2 separate regions of the Homo sapiens genome follow, and region 1 is linked to region 2. A link is a contact called in ENCODE Hi-C or POLR2A ChIA-PET data. All regions are on one chromosome and are shown on one strand. Each heading gives the region's core, a stretch centred on a gene start or an enhancer-like site at or near the end of the contact. The rest is flanking DNA. Distances are from core to core; before and after follow the strand shown. Region 1 holds the start of CD300LG (CD300 molecule like family member g). Region 2 holds the start of FAM215A (family with sequence similarity 215 member A).

Region 1 (4,696 bases), core at 241-2,740, 70 kb before region 2:
TCAGGTGATCCACCCGCCTCAGCCTCCCAAAGTGCTGGGATGACAGGCGTGAGCCACCATGCTGGGCCATAAATATTTTTTAATCTGTGTTTTTTTAAAACTGCAAAAACAGATCACCTTTTGTAGTCTGTACATGTAAAAGAGAGTCAGGGGCTGAGATCATGGTAACAGTTTTCCCCACCGTGAACAGCTGGCCCTGCCCACTAAATGGCAGCAGTGCTTCGCAGTCATTGTGAAATTAAAACACTTCTCCCCACGTTACTAGACTCACACACACACAATCTTCCCTCCCAGAACCACTGAGTTAATGCTTCAGATATTAACCTGACAAGTCAGTAAAATTCCAACTGAACATTTGGAAGGATATATGCCAAAATATTAATGGTGCTTTTCTAAAGCAGAAGGGGAATTACAAGAAGCACTCCCTTTTTTCTTTCTTTCCTTTTTACGTTCTGTATTGTGTAAAATTTTGCTTACAACCTGTATGAACTTTGCAACCAAACCAAAAAAAAAGTCATTTTTGAAGCCAGTGTGTCAGAGCTCCCAGTAGTGTACATGTTTGTTTTGGTCCTTTCAAGGAGGATTCAAGTCTGCGATGGAGAAACCACCAATTCACTTTTTCAAATGCCAAAACAACTCCGCAGGCGTGGAGGAGACCTATCTTGCAGCGCTGTAGGCCCAAGGCACCAGGGAATCCGGTCCAGCTCAGCCCTACAGCTTTGCTCAGCCCCGTCTGCACCGCCGCCCCGTGGCCAAGGGCAGTACTGCGTCCTCCAAAAGGCAAGGGCGGAGGAGGGGCCAGGGGCCTTGCCCCAGGGGCAAGCTTCTTTCTGTCCCACTGACCACATGGCAGTCTGGTGAAGTTTATGGACCCCTCTCTCAGTATAATGGCGGGTAAATATATAAATAAAATATATATGCTGGAAAGAAAACTAATACTGGTGAGATGATTCTTAAAACTCTTTATAAATGTGTAATATAATAATAGCCGTTTCATTATTGTAAATAACCAGCTCTAGGGGCAGGTCTAGGAACTCATTGTTTTCCAAGCAGTGAGGGGTATACACGACGTTTCGAGATATCCACAACTTGATGTGCCAGTGTCTGTGATTGTAATTGGTAACAAAGTTGCAGGTACTGCTAACAGTACACTCTGAATAAGAGGAAAAGCTAAATATTAGAAGTTGATGAAAGTCAATATGTAACTTTTTCCCATGCGAATTCGACTTACAGACCCCTTAGGGCGCACGGACCACAGGTTAAGGCCCCCTTGAAGGGGCACGAGTTTAGGAGAAACTCTGGTGTGGGTTTTCAGTCCTGGAAGGTGAGCCCTGGGGTAGGCACGCGTGGGCGCTCAGAAAAGGGAAGGCAGAGGCGCCTCCCCGGCTGGGCCTGCGGAGGGATGACCCACACGCCCCTCCCCTCGCTTCCTTGGCCTGGTTTCACGCGACTAGAGAAAGTTAAAGACCCGTGTGACTGAAGAGGAGCTCACAGTTCCCAGCGTCTGCTCCCACGGTGTCCAGCGCCCAGAATGCGGCTTCTGGTCCTGCTATGGGGTTGCCTGCTGCTCCCAGGTGAGATGGGGAGAGGGTCTCGGGAGGGATGTGGGGCTCACCCTTGTGGTCTGCAGGGAAAGGACCTCTTGACTGACTGATAGCCCCACCCCACCTATCCTCAGCCTCCTCAGCCCTAGGGGAGCGGGGCGGGCTGGGGGTGGGGGGAGGTGGGGGTGGCGCCGGGGCCGCACTTGCTGTTTCTGGAACCTAGAGCCAGGTTTTCTCCAGACCTGTGGGTTTCCCCTCATGGCAATGTGGCTGTGAGAGTTGCTTTGCCTCTCTAATCTTAATTTTTCTACCCTGTGCCAAGCCTGGAGGCGGACAAGACACCCCATCTGGTTGCCCTGTTAAACTCAGCAAATATTTGTTGAATTTCGGCTATGCCTCTCCCCACAACCCTGAAAGATGAAGAATTATCACGTTTCATCAATTCTTTTGCTTTCTTTTTCTTTACCTTCTAACACTTAAAATCAGGATAAATCCTACAACTGATGTCAGTTGTTCAGTTGGCAATAGTGAGACCCCATCTCTACAAACAAACAAACAAACAAACAAACAAAATTAGCCAGGCATGGTGGTGCACACTTGTAGTCCTAGCTAGTGGGAGGCTAAGGTGGGAGGATCGCTTGAGCCCCAGAGGTCAAGGCTACAGTGAGCCATGAGCACCATTGCCCTCCAGCCTGGGCAACAGAGTGAGATCCTGTCTAAAAACAAAACAAAACCAGGCACGGTGGCTCACGCCTGTAATCCAAGCTCTTTGGGAGGCTGAGGCGGACGGATCACAAGGTCAGGAGATCAAGACCATCCTGGCTAACACGGTGAAACCCCGTCTCTACTAAAAATACAAAAAATTAGCCGGGCATGGCAGCACGTGGCTGTAGTCCCAGGTACTCAGGAGGCTGAGGCAGGAGAATCACCTGAACCCGGGAGGCAGAAGTTTCAGTGAGCAGACATCGGGCCACTGCACTCCAGCCTGGGCGGCAAAGTGAGACTCCATCTCAAAAACAAACAAACAAACAAACAAAACAAAACAAAACACTCAGAAACCCTGCTGGCTATCTGGCTGTCAGATTCTATCTGAATCTAGAACGCCACCCCTGCACCCCAATTCCTCAATGGGCCAGGGTTAGGGAAACAGCAACAGCCCTGCCCCAAGTTCCCCCAGCGTGGGAGGTTAGTAATGGCTCTTCCAAGGCTGTCCCCAGAAGGGATGACTGAGAAAAGCCTTCCTTCTTCCTCCTAAAATGGAAGCTCTGGCCTTGACCTTGGTACATGGAGCCTGGTTTTTCCAACCTCCACTCCTGCTCTGATTTTAGGTTATGAAGCCCTGGAGGGCCCAGAGGAAATCAGCGGGTTCGAAGGGGACACTGTGTCCCTGCAGTGCACCTACAGGGAAGAGCTGAGGGACCACCGGAAGTACTGGTGCAGGAAGGGTGGGATCCTCTTCTCTCGCTGCTCTGGCACCATCTATGCAGAAGAAGAAGGCCAGGAGACAATGAAGGGCAGGGTGTCCATCCGTGACAGCCGCCAGGAGCTCTCGCTCATTGTGACCCTGTGGAACCTCACCCTGCAAGACGCTGGGGAGTACTGGTGTGGGGTCGAAAAACGGGGCCCCGATGAGTCTTTACTGATCTCTCTGTTCGTCTTTCCAGGTAACAGATATCTCTCCTTCCCCAGGCTGGGGACAGGAGCTGCAGAGGGAAGAGGGAGGGGTGGTGGGGCATAATCCTGGTACCAACATTATGGGCACTGAGTCCTCAGGGAGATCATGCAGGTCAAGCACCGAGCAAGGCTTGGGGCACAGAAGGAGCCGCCTGAGTCTTGGCCATTGTCTCACTCTTGCTGCCCGAGGTCACACCAGTAGTAGATGTCAGAGCAGGACCGGACCCAGATCTGTCCAGGGCTGGGCTCGGCGCCTTTCCTTTCTGCCCAGGTGTGCTGGAGGGAGATTTCCATAGGCTGGGTACAAGATAGACATATCAGGGGATAAAGAAGACTCCTCGCCTGGTGTCAGAGATATTCCTGAGGCCTCCCGAGGCTGGGCCAACCATTGCTGCATTCCAGACCCAGCCCACAGCATCACCCTGGACATGCTGGCCTCGCCCTGCTTGTGCCCTCAACTCTCCCCTCCTGGCCTCCACCTCCCCAGATATTGAAGTCCAGCCACAGGTGCTAGAGTGCCTGGGAACCAGCCTCTGGGTAGGATGCCTGAAGGAGGGATCGTTAAATGCAGGGACACTAGGGGGCCGGGGCTGGAGCTATGGGGCCTGGGTAGGGGATAAAGCACCTCTCTGGGAGCCCAGAACCCCAAGTGGACCTGCTGAGCTAAGGAGAAAGAAGCCAGAGAGGGCCCAGGGGAGTGGGAGCCTTGGTCTGCTGGCCAGTGTGGGCGAGGTACATCTTTGTATCCCCATTTCACGGATGAGGGACTGAGGCTCCAAGAGACTAAGTGATTTGCCCAAGATCTCACAGCAGGAAGTGATGGAACTGGGATTCAAACACAAGTCGTTTCCAGCTTTGATGTCTGCTTTATTCCTCTCCTAGCCCCATAGCTGGGACCTATCCCAATCCCAGGCCCATCCCTACCACCATAGCCCCTATTTTTTTTTTATTCCTTTATCCATGGATCTTTAATTTGAGGAAATAAAGTTAAACTTGCCAAATAGCAGCAGCATCGAACCACATTGAATCTGTTCTTCATTATTTACAAGATTCTCTTATCTCTTCCAATTCTTATCAGTGTTCACATGTCATTTCTACCAGTTATGATCAAGTTCGCTTGTGTTTTAGGTTTACCCTCATTTGTAATTCTTTATTTGTGTATGACATGTGTATTGCTATATTATCGTCCTATATCGGACTCTATTGGCCTCTCTCTGATGGCAGTTGGGATGTTGAAAATGAAGAAGACTGACGACAGTGATGTGCTGGTAAATGTTTAACAGGCTGGGGATGCTGTCATTTTGTGGTGTTTTCCAATTTCTGTGGTGTCCATTTCTGTGGTCCAATTCCCATGGCCAATTTCCAGCCATCGACAGTTTAACACGATCTCACCAACTCCTGAAAAGTTAACAGTGAGCTCTTGTGAGTCAGTGCGAGCCATCTCCAGCACACCATTGAGTATGGTGAACCATGAGAAG
Region 2 (4,197 bases), core at 497-2,996:
CAGTGCTTCCCAGTGCCCACCCTGCAAAAGGGGCTTCTGTTTAGTACTAAGGACATGGAGTTCAGAGAGGCTGATAACTGGCCCCCGACCACACCCAGCCAGCAGCTCCAGGGTCTCTAGTCCTCACAGTCCCTGGCATTGCATCTGAGAGTAGGGGCAGAGCTAATGCCATCAGTAGGAGTCACTTTTGTCCCCTAACTTAGGGGAGACTGTCCTGTCCTTACAAAGGAATGTGTAAGCACAGCTGATCAACATCTGCATAAGGAAAGATGTTTCTTTATGCATTTCTGGCTCCATCGAGACTCGTGACTCAACCAGTCCTGTGGCTGCCAACCAGAAGCAGACTCAGCATTCAAGGACCATTTTCCATACCCCTATATCTGCATGCCCAACCAATCAGCAGCACCTCTACCCTACCCTAGACCCTGCCCACCAAACTATCTTTGAAAAACTAATCTTCAAGTTTTGGGGGAGACCGATTTGAGTAATAACTATTTCCTGTGTGCCCGGCCTTGTGTCAATTACTCTTTCTTTACTGCAATGCCATGGTCTCAGTGGATTGGTTTTGTCTGTGCAGTAGGCAGGAAGAACCCATCAGGTGATTACAGTACCTGCACCCCCAACCTGCTTTGGGAAGAATCCAGCCAAAAAACTTGAGGCCTGCAGCCTCAGGGTGAGAACAAGACAAAAGGGGGATGGAGGGAGATTGACTCGCTGTGTCTCAGCTCCAGAGCAGCCCCCCTGCAGCCTCCCAAGGGTTTATGCAAATCATCAAAGGGATTCCTTGAGGCAAAAGGTTTGAGTCTGCAGTTCTGAGACCCCCAAGGATGTGAGGAGAGACCCAGGCCTATCTCCTTTGGGAGGGGCCCCAAACTTGGGGGAAGGGATACTGGATGCCAACTGAAACCCAAACATAAAATTCTAAGCTCACCCAACCATCTGAATGGACTCCTCCTCTCCACTCAGCAAAGGGCATTCCAAAGTTAACCTGAAAACTAGTTCAGGCCATGATGGGAAGGGGAGCCCAGTCATGCCTAATTATACGATCCCTCCTTTTGGACTTACTGATAGAACAGACTCTTTAAGTCTGAAAGGAAACATTTACAGTCTATTCTCTCTGAAGCCTGCCACCTGGAGGCTTCACCTGCGTGATAAAACCTTGGTCTCCACAATCTCTTATCTTAACCCAAACATTCCTTTCTGTTGATTTTAAGTCTTTAGACAGTAATTTAACTCTTTCCACCAATTGCCAATCAGAAAATCTTTCGATCTACTTATAACCTGGAAGTCGTCCACTTCCCCAACCCCATTCCAGTTGTCCAGCCTTTCCAGATCAAACCACTGTACATGTCGCATATATTATTGATGTCCGATGTCTCCCTGAAACACATAAAACCAAGTTGTGGCCTGATCACCTTGGGCACATGTTCTCAGGATCTGCTGAAGGCTGTCATGGGCCATTGGTCATGCATAGTAGGCTCAAAATAAATCCCTTCAAATATTTTACAGAGTTTGACTCTTTTGGTTGACACACCAAGCTCAAGCAGGAAGAACCGGGCTCAAGAACTGTCTCTCTCCTTTCTCTCTGTTAGGCATGGGGGGGAAGGGAGTGTTGTGTTAGGCATGCGGAGGGGAAGGGAACAGGGTTGTGTGCAGAGGAAAATGCAAATTCTTACCTTGTCAGGGTCTCTGACCTGATGGCGACCCGTGGTGGAGTCTTCACAGAGACAGATACCACTGCAAGGGCAGACCCAGACTGTGCAACCCCCAAAGCAGGTCTCCTCACTCACCGGGATAGATAGAACTATCGGCCCCAATTCCTCAGCCCTACCTGCAACCACCGCTTGCCATGGTTTCCTTGTGGGTGGAGGGTACTTTCCCGCCCCCTGGTTTCGGGCTTGCCCACGTGGCTTGCTCTGGCCATGGAATGAAGCAGAAACGAAAGCCTGCCAGTTCTGAGCCTACGCCGGAAGACGCCTTGGGCGGTTCCGCGGTCCCTGTGCGCTTCCACCTTCACCCAGAAGGACTTCTCTGGTGCAGCCGCTGCTTCTTCAGCCACGGCCCAAAAGGATCGGAGCCCCCTGGCCGATCCGCAGGTCTGCAGGGAGCCACAGAGCGCAGCGGCCGGCCCAGCGTTCAAGCCCAAGCACAGGCCTGCGAGAACCTTGTTCCAGCCACCGTTTGGGATGGTTGATTAGGACTTGTTGCTGTGGCGGTAGCTCACCAATCCAATGCGTGCACCCGCTCCTTTATTAGGCTATAGGGCCAGTGGCTGCGACAGGGACCTGATACAACAGTGCGTTAAATAAGGAGCTTATTGAGCTATCATGTCGTAAGCCGGTGGAGAAGTCCAGGGCTAGTGTGGGGGCTCCGGCGGGGGCTGTGGCCCCCATCCGCATGGAGCCTCCCCACGGTTCACAGGTCTCGGTCTTCGGAGCCTTCAGCCCCGTGAGCCCGAACAGTCCACACGGCGGCGCCAGACCCTCTTCCCAACGCCACCCTCTGAAGCCTCCGCTCCAACCGTCTCCACTTCTGCTTCAGGCTCAGGATTTTCACTTTTCTCGAATGGGGGTGGCCCTCCCCTGATCTTCTGAGTCGCAACAGCATCTCCCTCCCTCCAGGACCTCAGAGCCAGAGCTGGGCGAGAGGCCCTGACCTCCGGGGTAGGGTGGCAGCATCCCTGTGAAGGTGCGGTCCTGCCTCCCATCCCCAGGCGCCCGGCCTCTCCCACCCTCAGCGCCCTGCTCACCGCCAGCTGAAGATGCCAGGGCACCTCTGCTTCCTCCCTGCCCTCTCTGCAGTATCGCAGAGTGAGCATAAAAGGGCTTAATATAGGCTTCACTGGTCGTGGTGGCTCGCGCCTGTGAACTCAGTAACTTGGGAGGCCAAGGCCGGAGGATCACTTGAGGCCAGGAGTTCAAAACCAGCCTGGGCAACAAGGTGAGGCCTGTCTCTAAAAAAAAAAAAAAAAAAAAAAAAGAAAAGAAAAGAATAAAATAGGTTCCTTTTTCTGGGAGATTGATGTAGGGGAGCGAGCGTGTGTGAGTTGGAAGGGAGGCATTGAGGATCAGCCATTTAAAGCAGCACACAAGGATGTTCAAGGCTAGAGATCCACAGGTGTATTTTCAGAAACTGAATTTCCTGGCTGGGCGTGGTGGCTCACACCTGTAATCCCAGCACTTTGGGAGGCCAAGGCAGGAGGATCACTTGAGGTCAGGAGTTCAAGACCAGCCTGGCCAACATGGTGAAATCTTGTTTCTACAAAAAATAAAAATAAAAATCAGCTGGGTGTGGTGGTGGGTGCCTGTAATCCAAGCTACTTGGGAGGCTACGGCAGGAGAATCACTTGAACCTGGAAGGTGGAGGTTGAGATCACACTACTGCACTCCAGCCTGGGTGACAGAGTGAGACTGTCTCCAGAAAAAATCCCAAAACAAACAAACAAAACCCCTGAATTTCCTTGTGGACACCTTTTCTCTGGCAGCCTTTTTGAATGAGGGCTATGTTTTCTCCAATACTATATGGCCTGCGGACCGCTCAGCTTTCATTCCAGTGAAAACATTCCAGAACAAACTCCGGGTCAATCCCAGGTGTTTTTCCAATCAACTCGGGATGATTGTGTGTCACCTGCCGCCCAGCTAGAATGACACCTCTCCAGGCCTCTGACTTAGCTAGATCTCCACCATGTGACTCCACCATAGACTCCATGCCTTCTTCTTTTGCAAACCCTCGGACACCCAAACACCTACCAATTTCAGCCCTTTCTGTGCAGGTGCCGGAGCCCAGGAAGCACACATCAAGGCTCGCTTGCCAGCAGGGTGCTGCCAATAAAATGTAGTCACATGGAATTTGGAATGTGGAAAGGAGGTAGAAGTCATCCTTTCTTCCCCCGTAGCAGCAGGCGTGCAGGCCTCTGGTGATCAGCTGGACTCCATACTCCCCCACCAGTCACCAGCCTGGGGACTGTGGGGCTGCAAGGACCTCAGCAGCGGTTTCCCAAGTTTTCTGACTTCTTCCATCCTCTGGAAATCAGCTGTGGTAAAGTAGCCTGAAAGCCAGTGGTGCAACCCCCTCCCCCCAACCTTCACCATCTCTAGCCCCTCCAGTGATAAGCACTAATTGCCTATATACAACCCCTATTTGTTTGAAATATCTAGAGTAATTTCTGTTTTCCTATCTGGGGTAGTGTAACATAAA

Evidence for each region. A loop is a pair of places that touch in the nucleus more often than their neighbours do. ChIA-PET counts read pairs that join two places held with the same protein, here RNA polymerase II (POLR2A). Pooled maps may share reads with other maps.
Region 1: a map of astrocyte of the cerebellum shows a loop between it and region 2 (6-fold over the local background). The contact joins the promoter of CD300LG here to the promoter of FAM215A in region 2. A Hi-C loop is called at or near these places in 2 of 168 maps with a recorded cell type or tissue (astrocyte of the cerebellum and endothelial cell of hepatic sinusoid), 1 of 37 single-sample maps with no recorded cell type and 3 of 50 pooled maps. POLR2A ChIA-PET finds 5 or more read pairs at or near these places in 3 of 52 experiments (GM12878, HCT116 and activated CD4-positive, alpha-beta T cell).

The regions. Positions count from the first base shown.
Region 1 is chr17:43,845,686-43,850,381 of GRCh38, forward strand. CD300LG (CD300 molecule like family member g) reads left to right here and starts at 1,491. Exons shown (of 7, transcript NM_145273.4): 1 at 1,491-1,574; 2 at 2,873-3,208. The coding sequence starts at 1,532. LOC107984979 (a long non-coding RNA gene) reads left to right here. Exons shown (of 3, transcript XR_001753057.2): 3 at 579-790. It overlaps LOC107985077 (a long non-coding RNA gene), which reads right to left. Exons shown (of 2, transcript XR_001752896.2): 2 at 4,065-4,616.
Region 2 is chr17:43,915,462-43,919,658 of GRCh38, forward strand. FAM215A (family with sequence similarity 215 member A) reads left to right here and starts at 1,747. Exons shown (of 1, transcript NR_026770.1): 1 at 1,747-2,526. It overlaps LOC105371787 (a long non-coding RNA gene), which reads right to left and starts at 1,763. Exons shown (of 2, transcript XR_001752898.2): 1 at 1,677-1,763. It overlaps LOC107985086 (a long non-coding RNA gene), which reads left to right and starts at 3,386. Exons shown (of 2, transcript XR_001752899.2): 1 at 3,386-4,038. RefSeq lists enhancers at 1,569-2,390, 2,391-3,211.